Linked DNA regions of Mus musculus: region 2 is linked to region 1. Evidence: chromatin loops called from intact Hi-C (ENCODE). Cell type or tissue: left cerebral cortex. All regions are shown on one strand. Each heading gives the region's core, and the rest is flanking DNA. Links, peaks and the distances in the headings are about the cores only.

What was found. A loop is a pair of places that touch in the nucleus more often than their neighbours do. Peaks named below come from ENCODE experiments on the same cell type or tissue, not always from the same donor. Only the 100,000 strongest peaks of a DNase experiment are listed, where the experiment ranks them.
Region 2: a loop joins it to region 1, with 3 times the contacts of the local background. A loop is called at or near these places in 3 of 42 quality-filtered maps.

The regions. Positions count from the first base shown.
Region 1 is chr8:93,928,798-93,936,304 of GRCm38, forward strand. The region is part of intron 3 of Gnao1 (guanine nucleotide binding protein, alpha O); the gene reads left to right. Among named protein-coding and RNA genes, the nearest start is that of Amfr, 80 kb to the right of the region's middle. In left cerebral cortex, for the core only: a CTCF peak has its summit at 4,314 (motif pointing left); DNase peaks (open chromatin) are centred at 1,457, 1,648, 2,728, 3,371 and 2 more places; H3K27ac peaks cover 3,671 bases.
Region 2 is chr8:93,565,403-93,572,909 of GRCm38, forward strand. It overlaps Gm26843 (a long non-coding RNA gene), which reads right to left. Exons shown (of 10, transcript XR_003947433.1): 10 at 583-2,058. Among named protein-coding and RNA genes, the nearest start is that of Ces5a, 33 kb to the left of the region's middle. In left cerebral cortex, for the core only: no CTCF peak of the experiment used is centred there; DNase peaks (open chromatin) are centred at 1,899, 2,307, 4,081, 4,515 and 2 more places; H3K27ac peaks cover 2,615 bases.

The DNA.
Region 1 (7,507 bases), core at 1,351-6,350:
CGGGGCCCTGGCCGCACTTCGTGGCCTGATGATTGGCCCTTCAGTTACATGGGTGAATGGCAGCTTGAGCCAAGGCCCTTCTCCCCAAAGTGAGAAGGGCGCACGCACCACTGCAGCTCTGGCGCTCCTGGAGCGCCAAGCTTCTCTTGTGAAGCAAAGAGCCCATAACCCTTACCCTCCGGGCCTGAACCCAGGCCCTTCTTCAGCCAGTGTCGTGGCAGGGAGAAGCCGGATGAGAAGGACCAAGTGGGAAAGGAAGCGATCACTCTTACTCTGGACCCCAGAAAAAGTTTTCAGGCCAGTGGCACCCACTATGAAACAGCTCTATCCAGCTGCCCCTGGGCTGGCCTAGACACTGCAGGGTGCTGCCTGTCCCTCCTTCCTCCTTGCCACTCAAGAGCCCAGGGAATGGGCATCGAACCCTGGCACCTCCATGGCCTCCCCCTCCTACCTCACCCAGGGCAATGGGCTGCGACCTCGGCCTGACCCAGCTGGTACTCGGCCACAGCTGCCTCTCTCCCTCACCTGTGTTGTAGCTGATAGGACTATTTGTCATCCTTGTTTTTTACACCTGTCACCACCCCACCTGCCTCATGTAAACACTGCTGGAGTCAACACACTAACCCTGGGTCTCCAGGGTAGGCACCGCCCAGGCCTTCCAGGAACTCTGATCTCTTAGGGCAGGGCTGAGGAGAGCAGTGGTGACAGCAAGAGAGCCTCCCAGGTGCCAGCTTTTCCTGCAAAAGACCTGTCCAGAGGGAACTGGATGAGGCAGGCTCCCATCCACCTCTCCCCTGGGTCATGGCCACACCTCCTTTACCAGGCCTAGAAAGACAAGACAGACCACAGTGGGAAGTGGTGCTGTATGTGGCCTGTGGTGTTGCTCTGGAGCCAAGGGTAGGGCTCCCTACTGGCCAAGTGACATTCAAATCTTGGAACCCAACCTACATCAGTTTCTCTGATAATAAAGTAGAGGAAGTGGCATCATTTGGTGCCTTTTAAAGAAATGAAGTCCACAGGCTGGGGAGACAGCTCCATCCACACAATCTTGAGAACCTGAGAACCGCTCAACCAGTAAGCTTCTGGCTTGCTGAGAGACTCTGTCTCAAAAGAATAAAGTAGAAATGGTTAAGGAAAACTCGCAGTATCGACATCTGGCAACCACATGCACCTGCCTGAGACTCCCCAAGTGCTGGCTGTAGCTTACAGCCTTGCTCTCAACCCGTGAGACTGTCCGCCACACCTCGGCAGATGGAGCCTCAGCAGCTATACTTCCCACAGCTGACTGGAGGTCCTGTAAGATCTACTCAGAGCCCCTTGAGGCACATGCCACCAGTCTGTGAGATGGGATTGGGCCAGAGGAACAGAGTCACAAGGGTGTAATAGCAGGGTCTACATTAGAGAGCACACCTCTCTTCTTCAGCCTCTCATGTTGAGTCTCAGGCAGACGCTCATGCACCCATAACACCCGAGGCCCAGAGACCCTGACACGGAGTGAATGAAGGGCCTCAGGCTGGGAGCCTGCACCAGACCATGGGGCCCTGCTTAAATTAAAAATAAAATAGCATTCTGCTGTCACTGTGGTTATTTTTATGGGCGCCTTTGATTTAGACTGCTTTATACAGATTCTCCATTTTCCATAGGAATATGACATTTATAAAGTACAAAGATGTGTATAAGAAAACTAGTATTAGTCACCGGCTGACGCAGGACTTGGGCAGAAGTTATGAAGGTGTTGGGGAAAGAATAGCCTGGTCTACTAGTTTTCAGACGTACCTCATCTGTGCTTGTGTGCATTAGATTTAATGTGTAATTGCATTAGAGGTTAGAACTAGGAAGTTGGAGAGATAGCTCAGCAGTTAAGAGCACTGACTGCTCTTTCAGAAGACCCAAGTTCAATTCCCAGCTCTCACAATCATCTGTAACTCCAGTTCAAGGAGAAACCCTGTCTCTGTCTTGAAAAACAATAACAAAAACAAAACAACAACAACAAAAAAAACAAAACAAAAAAAAAAAACCAGGGTGGGGAAAGCTCTCCCATTAAGGTACACCTTCACCCTACTCCTTCACTCTGGTATGGGGTCTTACTGAGTTGTCCAGGTTGGCTCAGAGGTCTGGGTCCTCCTACCCCAACCCTCTTTTTTCTTTTTCTTTTTACATTTATTTATTTGTTTGTTTGTTTATGTATTTATTCATTATTTATTTGGGGATTTTTTTGGAGGGGTTGTTTTTGTTTTTGTTTTTTGAGACAGGGTTTCTCTGTGTAGCTCTGGCTGTCCTGGAGCTCACTCTGTAGACCAGGCTGGCCTCAAACTCAGAAATTCACCTGCCTCTGCCTCCCAAGCACTGGGATTAAAGGCGTGCGCCACCATGCCTGGCTTCATTATTTATTTGTTGAAAGTGTGTCTGTGTGTGTCTGTGTGTGTTACATGTGGAGTCAGAGGACAACATTTGGAAGGTGATTTCTACTTGTACCAAGTGGGTCCCAAGGATCAAACTCAAGTCGTCAAGCTTGGCAGCAAGAGCTTTGCCCACTGAGCCATCTCACTGGTCCAGCGTGGAAGTGTCTGACCACTCTGATGAATGGTACAGAAACTGGGTCTGTGAGGGGTGCCCGTGAATGATCTGGAGAGAGGCACCAGTCTGCCAAACTATTAGCCTCACATCCTGCCTCTGCCTGCCCCATCGCGTGTGTGGAGTCCCAGAATCCATCTTTTCTCTTCCCTAATTGGGTTGCTAATATCTGCTGGCGAGGCAACCCTAATTAAACCATTCATCTTTGTTGCTCTGTATTCTGAGGCTATGAGGTTGGCCATTATCACTTTTCTCTCTTTGACCAAGCTCTCTGAGGATAATCTGAATCTGCTCTTGTTCATTTCTTAGAAATTCTGTCCATCCGATTTGAGTTCCTTTGTCCTTTCTTAAAACACTGGGCTCAGAAGAGAGGACACAGGGTGGGGGTGGAGGGCAGCATGAGTTGGAAATTTTGTCTTGTTCAGCAAAGCTGATTTGTGAGTGAATGGAGCCTGCTTGATGCCTCCACAGCTCAGAGAGGGTCTGCACCCACCCAGGAGAGAAGAGCATCAGGAGATGAACTGGAGCCCCAGAGGGTAAATGGCTGGAGCTGTGAGCGAATACCATTAGTTACTGTGCTTGGAACCCGTAGAAGCTGGGTGACACACACCACTGCCCATGAAGGTTGCACCGTCTACACTGCTGCTAACAAAGTGACCAGGGCCTCCATCCTGCATTTGATGATCCCATCCTGCCCCCTGTCCCCTGCCCCTGCCCCCCCCCCACCGCCCCTGCACCTGTTCTTGCCTCCACCAAGTCCCTTGTACATGATTCACACAGGCGCTAGTGGGGCTCCAGATTTGCAGCTCACTGAGAAACTCTGCAGGAAGCATTTCCCCTTGCCATAGCTGCTCCACCACAGAACCCCACACTGCCTCATGAGGGAGACCAGCACCCTGTGTGAGCCCAGGCCCACCCATGTGCCAGGGGAACATCCACAGGCTGCTTAGCTTCCAGGTCCCATCCTTGATCCCAGGTCCCATTGATATCTAGAAGAGGGTTGTGTGGAGGACAGGGGTATGGAAGACCAGCAGGCTTGTAGGGCAGGGGCACTGTCTTAACTGGAGAGAGAAGGCTGGGCTGTAAATTGCCAAATTCACCATTTTGCTGCATCGTCTTGGAGGGAATCATGAAGTTTCTCTCCCCCACAGTAAATGGTGGACACACACAGCCCTGCAACCCCAGAGAGCCTGTGAGCTGACAGCGTGCTGCAGGCATAGGTATAGCTCAGAGCCTTAAGCTCAAAGTACATCTTAAGTAGTCCCAGTCACCAAGTACCGGGTCTGTCTCAGTTACTGCTATTGCCAAAGACGTGCCATCATGTCTACAATGGATGGTGGTGGGTGCCACTTCTACTGAAGGCCACAAATAGAGCAGGGATCAGAAAAGCAGACTCTGCTGGGGATGGGAGGGAGCAGGCCACTGCTTCCCCTTGACGGGCTGAGTTCTAAGGCTCAGGTGTAGAGCAGAAGACTTTGGGAGTGAAGGAAATGTCGTTGCTTTCTCCTGTACAGGCCTCAGCCAGGTGTGGCTGGCAGTTTTCAGAATGCCACCCTAATGCTCTCTGCCTGCTGGAACCGCAGTGTCTTGGTAGGGTCTCAGCATCTGGGGTCTCTGCCCTTTGCCCCATAGCTGCAAGCCAGCAGTCCAATAAATAACCCTGGCACACTGGGCGGGGCCCTACCCTGCCCAGTCTGTGGCACCGGGTTCCTCTTGTTGGTCTGTGCTCTCCTGCCCTCTGGTGGTGATGGAGACAACTGCAGCCCATGGGGCAAGGTGGGGCCAATGGCCTTGGCTGCAGCTGGAGAGCTGGGGGGGTAGGAGGGGACACACGCCCATGTTCGCACTTCCATTTCACTTGGCCTCAAAGATTAGAGATGGAGGAAAACTCTGAACGATCCAAAGCAGCTACTCAGATGGAAGGGGTTATTATTATAATTACTATGATTATTGTTATCAAGATTATCATGCCTGCCTGGAAAGTCTTGTACAAAGCAGGCTTATTTATGTCAGCTTGTTGTTTGTGTCTGAGGCGCTTCATCTCTGCTCATAATAACTAGCATTTGCAGGGCTCTTTCATGCTGCAGAGCTTTGTCACATCTTCAGCCCAGCTCATCTGCACAAATAGCCTTGTCACTGGGTGCCAGGAGGAGAGCAGAGGCTCTAGCCGGGCATGTGGTCTGTCCAAGGCCACTGGCAAAAAGGCTCAGGGCCAGTACTTGAACCTGGGTCACCAACTGTCTTAGTCAGGGTTTCTATTCCTGCACAAACACCATGATCAAGAAGCAGTTGGGGAGGAAAGGGTTTATTTGGCTTACACTTCCATGTTGCTGTTCATCACCAAAGGAAGTCAGGACTGGAACTCAAGCAGGTCAGAAAGCAGGAGCTGATGCAGAGGCCATGGAGGGATGTTCTTTACTGGCTTGCCTCCTCTGGCTTGCTCAGCCTGCTCTCTTATAAAACCAAGACTACCAGCCCAGAGATGGTCCCACCCACAAGGGGCCTTTCCCCCTTGATCACTAATTGAGAAAATGCCTTACAGTTGGATCTCATGGAGGCATTTCTTCAACTGAAGCTCCTTTCTCTGTGATAACTCCAGCTGTGTCAAGTTGACACAAAACTAGCCAGTACACCAACTGAAGATGCCTATTCCTTTCCGCTGTTACCTTTTGTACCTCTGCTCTTGAGAGGTGCGGTTTGCCTACCTGCCTTCAAGCAATGAATGTGTCTGGCACCTTGTAAGCTCCTGGAGCAGATGGTGTTGGGGTGGAAGATATGAGGCCAGAGTTGACTTCGCTTGACCATTACCAATGCTCACCCTGGGATGCAGACAAGTATCAGTACATCTCTGAGACTTTGGAGCAGAAGTCGGCATAGAGGCTGCCTGTGGCCCAGCAAGTGGGAGCCAATATGCACAGTGGACAGGTCCTCACTGGGCCCTAGGAACTTACAACTCTCTCCCTTAGTGGATTCTAGCTCTAGACACCAGCTGGAGACAACTCTGGTACAACAACCAACATGCTGTCGCACAGGCTGACCTGACACAAGGTCTGAGTGCTGCTTGCAACACGTGCTCAGGATCTACCCTGCAGCCCTTGGTCTTAGCCCATCCTTCATAGAAGGGCATCTACTTTGTGCCTCCAGTTCGAGGGCGTCACTACCCTGATACCACCCTGGGCATTCTCTGCACCCCAGCAAGGGCCTAAGGCAGCCTGCTTCTGGGGAACGTGGCCAAGCTGCATCCCCCCATCTCCTGCTCACCACCTGCTGTCATGCACAGGTCTCTACAAGGAGTCGTCTAGAGCCCTCAGGTCCTCCAAAGTGATTCTCATCCACACTGCATTCCTTCCGTCCATTTGTATTTCTACATTAGGAGTAAGAGCCATTTAAGCAGAAAGGATATACTATTTAAAACAGTAAGAATGGCCATGCTGTTTCTTTGTTATTGGTGTGATTAAAAAAAAAAAAAAAAAAAAAAAAAAAAAAAAAAAAAAAAAAAGGTATCTTGCTGATAACTTCTAGAAGCCACAGCTTCTCCCAACCCCTGACCCTAAATATATAAGAGCAGTGCTTGACTATTGATATTCAGCCCTGAAGTTCCAGCTGTTCCTGAGGAGGGTCCTGACTGACCTCCCTGGCCCCTGTCACTGTGGCCGTCCTGCTCACTCTGCATGCCCATAGCAGCTCAAGAGGTGGGAAAACGCATGCCCATCCGCCGGGGAGATGCTAGCCCAGCTGTCCTACGCTGTGTGTCCTGTCGTTTCACACGGCGACCCTGTGGAGAAAACAAGGATGTTGCCATCCCCTCCCCATTCATAGCAAGGACACTGTACCACTGCTTACACTGGGAGCCTAGGTTGAGACCAAGTCTGGGCCCACCCATCCCGGCCTTTCCACAGAGCAAGAATGGTTATAGTCAGCCAGGCATGGGGGCGAACGCCTTTAATCCCAGCACTTCGGGAGGCAGAGGCAGGCGGATTTCTGAGTTCGAGGCCAGCCTGGTCTACAAAGTGAGTTCCAGGACAGCCAGAGCTATACAGAGAAACCCTGTCTCGAAAAACCAAAAAAATAAAAAAATTTTTAAAAAAGAAGAATGGTTATAGTCTCTCTCCAGTGGGAGAAAACAACACTTCCCTTCTGTTTCTGCTCCACAGCCAGCCTCAGGACAGTAGGATGGTGGTACAGACAGTAAGGGGCTCCTCCCCTCAAGCCCAGGCAGCCACAGGTCTACAAACTTCTTCCAGGACTACCAGCTGAGTTCTGCTGTACTCTCCAGTCCAGCACATAGCCAGCCCCTAACACTGGCGTGCCATCCCAGCACTCGGGGAGAATAAGGAGCCATTCAGGCAAGAAACTTTACAGAATGGAGATACCAAGTCCAGAGTGCTGTCCACAGTTAGAGAAGAGGGCACTCAGATGCCAGAAGAGTGCTGTGGGCTACAGCCATGGGAAAGGGATCTTCACAGAAGCCGTAATTTGAGCCTAGTTGGTTAGGAGTTACAACAGCCACGACTATTAAAATACCAGTTCAAACATAAAGTTACCATCCAAACAGCGTGTCCCTTTAAATTTAACAAACGAGGGGAGCAGGAAACTCTGCCAGGAAGCCCAGTGGCACACATGGTTGCTGGCACAATAGAATCCAGGCACTGGCTTATTTTTTCAACATTGATCTATCCCTGTCTTGGCTGTGCCTTCATCAGTGGCCACTCCACACTCCTGCAGGCTTTGGGATTCTTTTGTTGTTGTTATGCAGAATATTTCAATATATTTGCATATATGCTTATGTGTAACATGTATGTTTTTAGATATAAAACTATGTGAATAATCAATATATATATATCTTTTTGACAGCAACAACAGAGCTATTTTATTAGATATTTTCTTTATATACATTTCAAATTTCAAATGCTATCCTGAAAGTTCCCTATAC
Region 2 (7,507 bases), core at 1,031-6,030, 360 kb before region 1:
GGGAGGGCCCAGTGCACTGTGGGTAGTCCCACTTCTGAGTGAGCAGGTGGTCCTCGGATATATAAGTAAGGCAGCTAGGGAGGCTAGAGAGATGGCTCAAGGATGGAACAGTGGATGTTCTTCCAAAGGACCCAGATTTGATTCCTAGCATCCACATGACTACTTATGCTCTTCTGTAACTCCAGTTCCAGGGGATCCAGTGCCACCCTCTGGCCTCCCAGGGCACTAGATATATATGTGATACATAGGAACACATGCAGGCAAAGCACCCATATACATAGAAAAAAGTAAACAAATATCTAAACACAAAATAAATAATAAACAGGCACCTGAATGTAAGCCTGGGAAAAATTCAGTAAGCAGGTTCCTCACTTGTTCCTGACTCTGCTCCTGCTGAGGGCCTCCTGACACTTTCCTAAGTGACAGGCTGTGACCTGAAACTCTAAGTCAAATAAACCTTTTCTCCTCAAATTGCTTTCTTTGGCCATGGTGCTTCTAACAGCGACAGAAAGCTAAACTAGTGTACTACCTCACATATCACCCAGCAGAAGGGTGACAGCTTTGTCTTCTCTGGGTCCCCAACTCCCCATGCCATCTCTCACCCAAAGTAGACAGGAGAACGTTTTACTAAATTGAATGGAGCAGATTTACAAGAGTGATTTAAGCTCCGTGCCTAAGCCCCATGCATACACACAAGGTTGCCTGGCTGCTTGCATATACGTTTTTATAAGCATTTTTATTTGTTGCTTTTGAGGTAGCATGGTCAAAATAGCTGGCAGAAACAGTGTATGTAAAGGGTGAAAGAATTCTTTGGGCTCATGGTCTCAAGACATTTCACTATGACAGAGAAGGCTTAGCATGGTGGTTCAGGCCACAGCAATAGGACCCCATCATAGGAGCATGTATGGGAAGCTATTCGCATCACGCAGATCAGGAAGCAGAAAAAGTCAGGAACTAGGGACCTTCCCATGAAAACCTGTCTACCAGCTAGACCCATACCCTTCCAAATTTGCTCCACCAGCTGGGAACCAAATGTTCAAATCAAGAGCCTATGGTGGGCATTGCAGATTCAAACCATACCAATGTTCTTTCTAACCAAGCCACCAGGAACCTAGGCAAAGAGCTCTTCTCCACTAAATTTCTACAGGGACAAGGTCTTTCCCTCACCACCCATGATTCCTCCCAAAGTAGTGTTCTAAAGTTGGTGGAACTTCATGGTTGTGTGTGTGGAGGTGTCTTCCAATTCCCATTGCTCCTGCCCTTTTTCCCACGACATCCCAGCCCCCTACAGAATCAGTGTGACTCGTCCTCACACTCCAGTCTCTCCAGGATAACCTCCCTGCACACATTGCTTTTGGGTTCCAAAGGAGGCCTAAAATGTAGACAAATGTGTAGCTTAGCATCCACCTGCTGATGCAAAGCCACACCTCCAGCCGAGGACAAAGAGCTGGTGATTAATTGCTGAATGAGGAGGAAAGGAAGTTCCATTAACAAATCACCATAGATCTCTTTTGGCACTTTAAACACTCTATCTTGCTGAATCCCTGAAGTCTCGCATCACTCATCAGAACATGGAGATGTGGAGAGGTTAAGCCCGTGTGTAGGTTCACAGAGAGAGGAAGTAGCATGTGGGATCTGAATTGGGGTCTGCCTAACTCTGGGGACCTACAGTCTCAGATCATACAGGTTATACTCTTCAGACTTGGTGACAGACGATCAGCGCTGGTTTCCCTCTGGAAAAGCACACACATCCTGGTCCCCAGAAAGACACTGGGCTTAAACCAGACAGCATCTTTCAGAGAGCGTCCCTGTTTCTTTATGAGAGCATTCGAGGAGAAGGCTGCGCTGATTGACGTGGGTTGTAATAATACTCATTTGGCTGTAATTACTCCTTGAATTCCAGCCAAAACGGGCCACGCTGAGATGCAGCTGTACACAATGTCTGGATTCTCCTACACAGCACAGTCAGGAACAGGATGGTCAGCAATGAAAGCTGGTGGGGGCTGAAAGAAGCTTCCATGTAATGCCCGTCTGTTTCATCTTAATCTGCTCAAGACCCTAGAGGGAGGGAAAAGAAAACTTGAGGTTGAAAATGTAGTTCCTTTATGTCTGCTGCTTATATTAGCGGGAACAAAAATAAGAGAGTGGGGCTTTGCTCCTTTGAAAGAAACCACAGGCTCATGAAGGAAAACCAGCAATGGGATGTGATTGGGCTGTGCCGTGGGAGCTGAGGAATGTCCCCAAATCAGCCTCACAAGGGTGTTGACATAAACTACTCACTAGGTGGACCAGCTTGGGAGTAGTAGGGCAGATCTTAGCCTTGAGAGAAGCATCGGGAGGGCTGAGAGGCAGAGCCAGTGTCAAGTCTATCTACTGTTCTGGCACAGGCTAGCAAGTGACCTCGGGCAAGTTAGTAGGCCTGTACCATTCCAGTTTCTCCTACGGCACATGGAAAGGTGAAGCACTCATCCCAGGTCTTCCTAGGAGAGGAAGTAGAGGGATGTTTGGATTCTAACCAAGTTGAAAGAGCAGTTTTCATTTGACTGAGTTTATTTTAAAGCTACATTGTCCTCTCACCTATGAGAGCCACTGCCCTCCACTTCCATTCCATGCTGAGGATGACAGGCAACTGGGGAGCCTACCTGAAGTGCCTTCACACTTTCTTACATGTCTCAACCTACAGGGGGAAGCAGGCAAAGCTGAAAGCTGTGAATACCAAGAGTCTTTAACTACAGGCCCTTTCCCATGAAACAGAACAGCAAATATGGAGGCAAGCCTCCTGACTGAGTTCAACCCTCTTCCAATCATCACACCAACCTGTGCCTGGAAATTAAACCAAATCAAACAACCAGTGGAGCATCCAGGTACCAGGATGAGTGGGAAGAGCACTGGGGTAGAACAGAGAGCAGCTATCGGTTTCTCAAGGAAAGTGAAAGGCATCACGGGTATCCTGTGGACCCACTAACCTCTATGTTGGCTGCACTGATCACCTGGAGGTCAGGAAATATGGATTCTGTTATGTCTTCTAGTTTCTGAGCAAGCTGATTGTTTCTATGAGCTCTGTGTCACCATACTAAAAATCGAAGGACTCTATAGGCTGGGAGATTCCTAAGGGTGTGACTTTGGGCTACTGGCATTCACTCTGCCCATAGCATACAGAAGACTAGAAGTTGCAGGGTACAGATACTCCCAGGAACTGATGAGTGGTAGGGTAGGATTGCTTCAGTTTCCTCTCTCACCCCTTAGGCAGCAATTAGAGCCAGGTGCTTCCCTATTCCCAGAGATTCCCTATAGAACACACCTCTGCCCATCCATTGTGGTACCTACCTGATAACCCACCAGTGCTCAGACCCCTCACAAAACACACTTTCCCTTCATCCTACATGGGTTGAGAGAGTTGAACTAAGTCCAGCACAGCCCAGGTTCCTGCCATCTTCTTGCTCTGCCATCTCATCCGTGTCCCTAGCACTGCCTTCCACTTTGTTTCGTCAATGGGTGTCCCAGGCAGAGCTATGCCCTGGGTTACAAGAAACTCTAAGAGAAGCAATTTCCTGAAAGTGCATGAGATAGCAGGGGTACCCTTCTCATTTCTTCAGCTGTCTTTGGTGGGAATTTTGTTACACGGAAGGCTGGAGTCATGCCCAGGTTCAAGTATGTTAATAAGACAGAGGATAAGTGGTTACAGAAAGCTTACCTTCTCTGCTTTGACATTTATTGATATCTACCTATTTTCTGTGTTGCAGTACACACTTAAATCAAAGTACTATTTTCTGAATTCTCAAAGAACGATAAGAACAAGTCTGTCTTTCACAAAAGAGACTGTGTCTCTGAGGCGTCCCTGAACTCACTCACAAGCCATAAGAGGCAGAGGGAAGATCCAATGCCAAGTCCTAGTGACAGATACCTGTACTGTGATTGTTTTGCCTTCCTTTATATGATTGTGTTCTACATGGTTTGACACCCTAACTTTGGATAGGAGACAACTAGAGTCCAGAGAAAGGCAGACAACTCAGACAGAGAAATATAAACCAAGTTGGGCGAGAGCCCAGGAACCCCAGCCATCTGCCTCCTGCTTCATTCCAGGGTTCCTGCTCTAGACTGACCGTTTGCCAATAGCCCATGTCCAGCTCAGGCCCATCCCTGCTGTGCTGTGGCTGTGCTATATCTGCTCAGTGAGTGCAACAGCACCTGACCTTTCTAAATAAAAGCCCTACCCACCAAAAAGACATCAGTACCCACTGTCTTTGTTGCCTGGACAACAAAAAGACATTGGTTCCCACTGTCCTTGTTGCCTGGGCAGTCCCCTCTGGGCTCAGCTCAGGAACTTTGAACTGAATTGAATTGTACTCTCCCAGGTTAGGAGTGTTTATTCTCTTGGGCCCGACTGTTGTCACATAAGAACTAAACAGTGCAGCAGGACTGAGCCACTAGAGTCCCCAGATCCTCCCCTTGCTGTCGTCAGTGTCAGTTGCTTAGCAACTGCCTTTGGCAGATGGTGGTAGAGAGAGCATGCCAATCTCTCACAGGGCTAAAAATACATTCCAACAACGACTACAACGACGACAACAGGTCTATTTTAAAAGATACAAGGCGCTCCCAACGTCCTCCCTTGTCTGCGAGGAACCGCAGTATACCAGTCCCTCCAGGCTTCTGGTTCCATCTGACAGTGTGGAAGGGGGCGTTCAAGGAAAACAACAACGACAACAAAAAGCAAAATGAAATAAACAAAACTGAAAGGCCAAGCACAAAAGGGGTGCTCAGAACACTGTCATGGGATAGGAGAGATGGGAGGAAGAAAGGAGAGAAGAAATAGCAGAGTGGGAAGAAATATCTAGGAGCCAGCAGCGAGCCTCATTCAGCTCTATTTTTAACCTATTCAAGAGGGTGGGGTTAAGGAAGCAAGATCATAAACCAGAGAAACTTAGCTACGGGGGAGACACAGTTTCACAGCAGAGGAAGCAGAGGTGCTAAGCATGAAGATGAGGAACTGGCTCATAGCCCATGCTCATGGGGTGCAGTCTCTGGAGACAGGAGACCTCCAGCTCCTAACCAGCCTAACTGTTTAACCACCATCAGTGCAGAAGCCAGTCCTTCTGAGCATGTGCATAGCATTTACTTATTAACTGTTCGTCTATACATTTATGCATGGAGCCCTCTTTTATACACTCACTCGCACACTCATATCTGTAGTCACCCATTGATATACTAATTATACACACACACACACACATACACACACACACACACACACATACACATATACTAGTTACTCGCTTACACACTCATGTCCGTGGCCATTCATTTGTACACGTTCATGGTATGTGTATAATGCCTGTGGCCATTCATACATTACATACATGCATGTGATTCTTTATACACTCATATATACATTCATGCTCATAACCATTCTATTCATACATTTGCTTGTATAAGCACTCACGCGTGTGACCACTTATTCATGCAGCAATTATTTATTAAGTCCCTGCTGCCCTATTGTCCCTACCCTGGAGACACGGTAAGGGACAACTACACATGATCCTCCTGTTTCTTGTGGCCTCCCAGGTAAGATAGGCACTGGGCAGTTAAGCACTGGGGTACCTCTTGCTACCTCCTTTAGTGGCATGCCCATATCTGAGTCTACAGTCTCTCCAGCCACAGGCCATTGCTTAATTGAGACTGAAGATAAAAATAGGAGCTTTGGCTACATTTGACCTTCCAGTGTGAGTAAAAATATTAAAATATATTCCAGTACCATATCACCTGAAGTCCAAATTTAAACATGCCTCTTACATTTTCTTTCCTAGTTCTGCTCTATAAAATGAAAAGAACCCTGATCTCCTTGCAGGGTTGTTCTATGGATTAAAGGACAACATCAAGATTTCTGCCCAGGCACAGAGGTCCCAGTCGCTGGCCTCTCGAAGGAGAACTTGCATGGGGATTTTGCTCAGGCCAACTGTTAACCACCTCAGTGGTGGAAAGGGGAGAAATGCATGCAATCTGAGCCCCTTCCCTACAGATCTGGCTAGGGGTGATGGCTGGAGAGAACACAGCTTTATCCTAAGGCTAAGCCAAAAGATGAGAGACACCACATGGTGCTGGTGACAAGTGAATTGGCAAAGAAATGGAAGAACCCTGAGACAAGATGACTGTGCTTGGGGGTAGGGCAGGGTCGGCATCTCTCTGTGGGCTGCTTGTTAAGGGTAAGGATGCCAAGCCTGTAGCAGAGACTTCCCGAATCGGAATGTCTACTGAAGGATGTGCCCTTTAAGCAAAATCGCTGGTACAATTATGATGTATGAGAGCCACTGGCTTGGGGACTGGGGAGGAACTGTTCTCCCTGGGGAATCAAGATCACAAAAGGCCGCTGTGGAATGTGAGGTCCTGGCCTGGATCCTAGAGCCGGAGGAAAAAAAAGATCTTAGTGAGAAACTGGGTGAAATCCAAAACACATCAGTAGCTTAGTTAATGGGATTGTGCCCATGTTAATTTCTTTGCTTTGATCGCTGTTCCGTAGTTACATAAGACGTGAGCATCAGCAAAAGCTCAGGGAAGGTTATGGGGACTTGCTGTGCTAGGATTGCTACTCTTGTGTAAATCTCAAATTATTTCCAAATTAAAAGTCTGGAGGGAACAAGAAAAAAAAAAGCCTGCTTCAGCTGAAAGCCCATCGTGGGCCTTCCCCCAATCCCCTGACCCACCACAAACACTGTGTGAAAGCTACTCCAAGCCAGCTTTAGCTAAGCAAGCACAGGTAGCCGAGAGCCCCCATCTCAAAATGCAAACAAAGCACCTGAGGGTGTTGTTTCTCTCCCCTGCTGCTCCCACTGGGGCCTAAATGTCAAGCCCAATGAATTACATTTTAATCTGTCTGTGTTATCAACCTGGCCAAGGGCTTAATTGGATGCCAGGCACACCCGCTGGAAGGGTTTGCATAATTCATCAGTATGGAGGCTGAGGAGGCCTTTCATCATAAGCCAGGGAGGGAGGAAGAGAGAAGAGGGAGAGGGGAAGAAAAGAGCAGGCCATCAGGAGAGGACAGAGAGGAGAAGGGGAGAGGGGAGGGGTGGACAGGAGTTGGTAAGGGAAAGGCCTCAGAGGAGAGAGAGGAGAGAAGCTGAGGAAGAGAGAAGACAGAGAGGAGGCAAGTCAGGGAGGGAGAGAGTAGGGAGAACAGGAAGAAAGAGAGAGAGGGGGTGGGAATAGGAAATGGACCCCAAATGACCTCCTCCTCTCTGCATTGAGATCTCCTGGGAGTCTTCATTCACTGCCAGGAAGACTTTCCAGGCTCTTCTATGGGACGCTAGACAGACTGTTAACATTTTACTGAAAATGTAAACCAAAATATCTGCTTGTGCGGCCATGAATCCTCTCCCTCTGTAGATATCTATTACCTGGAAGGAGTCTCCGTTCAATGGCTAAAAGGTGATTTTTTTTTTAAAGTCAGGCTGTGAAAAAAAAAAAAGTAAAACAAAAAATGTCTCCATCCACTGACCCATTACAAAAAAAG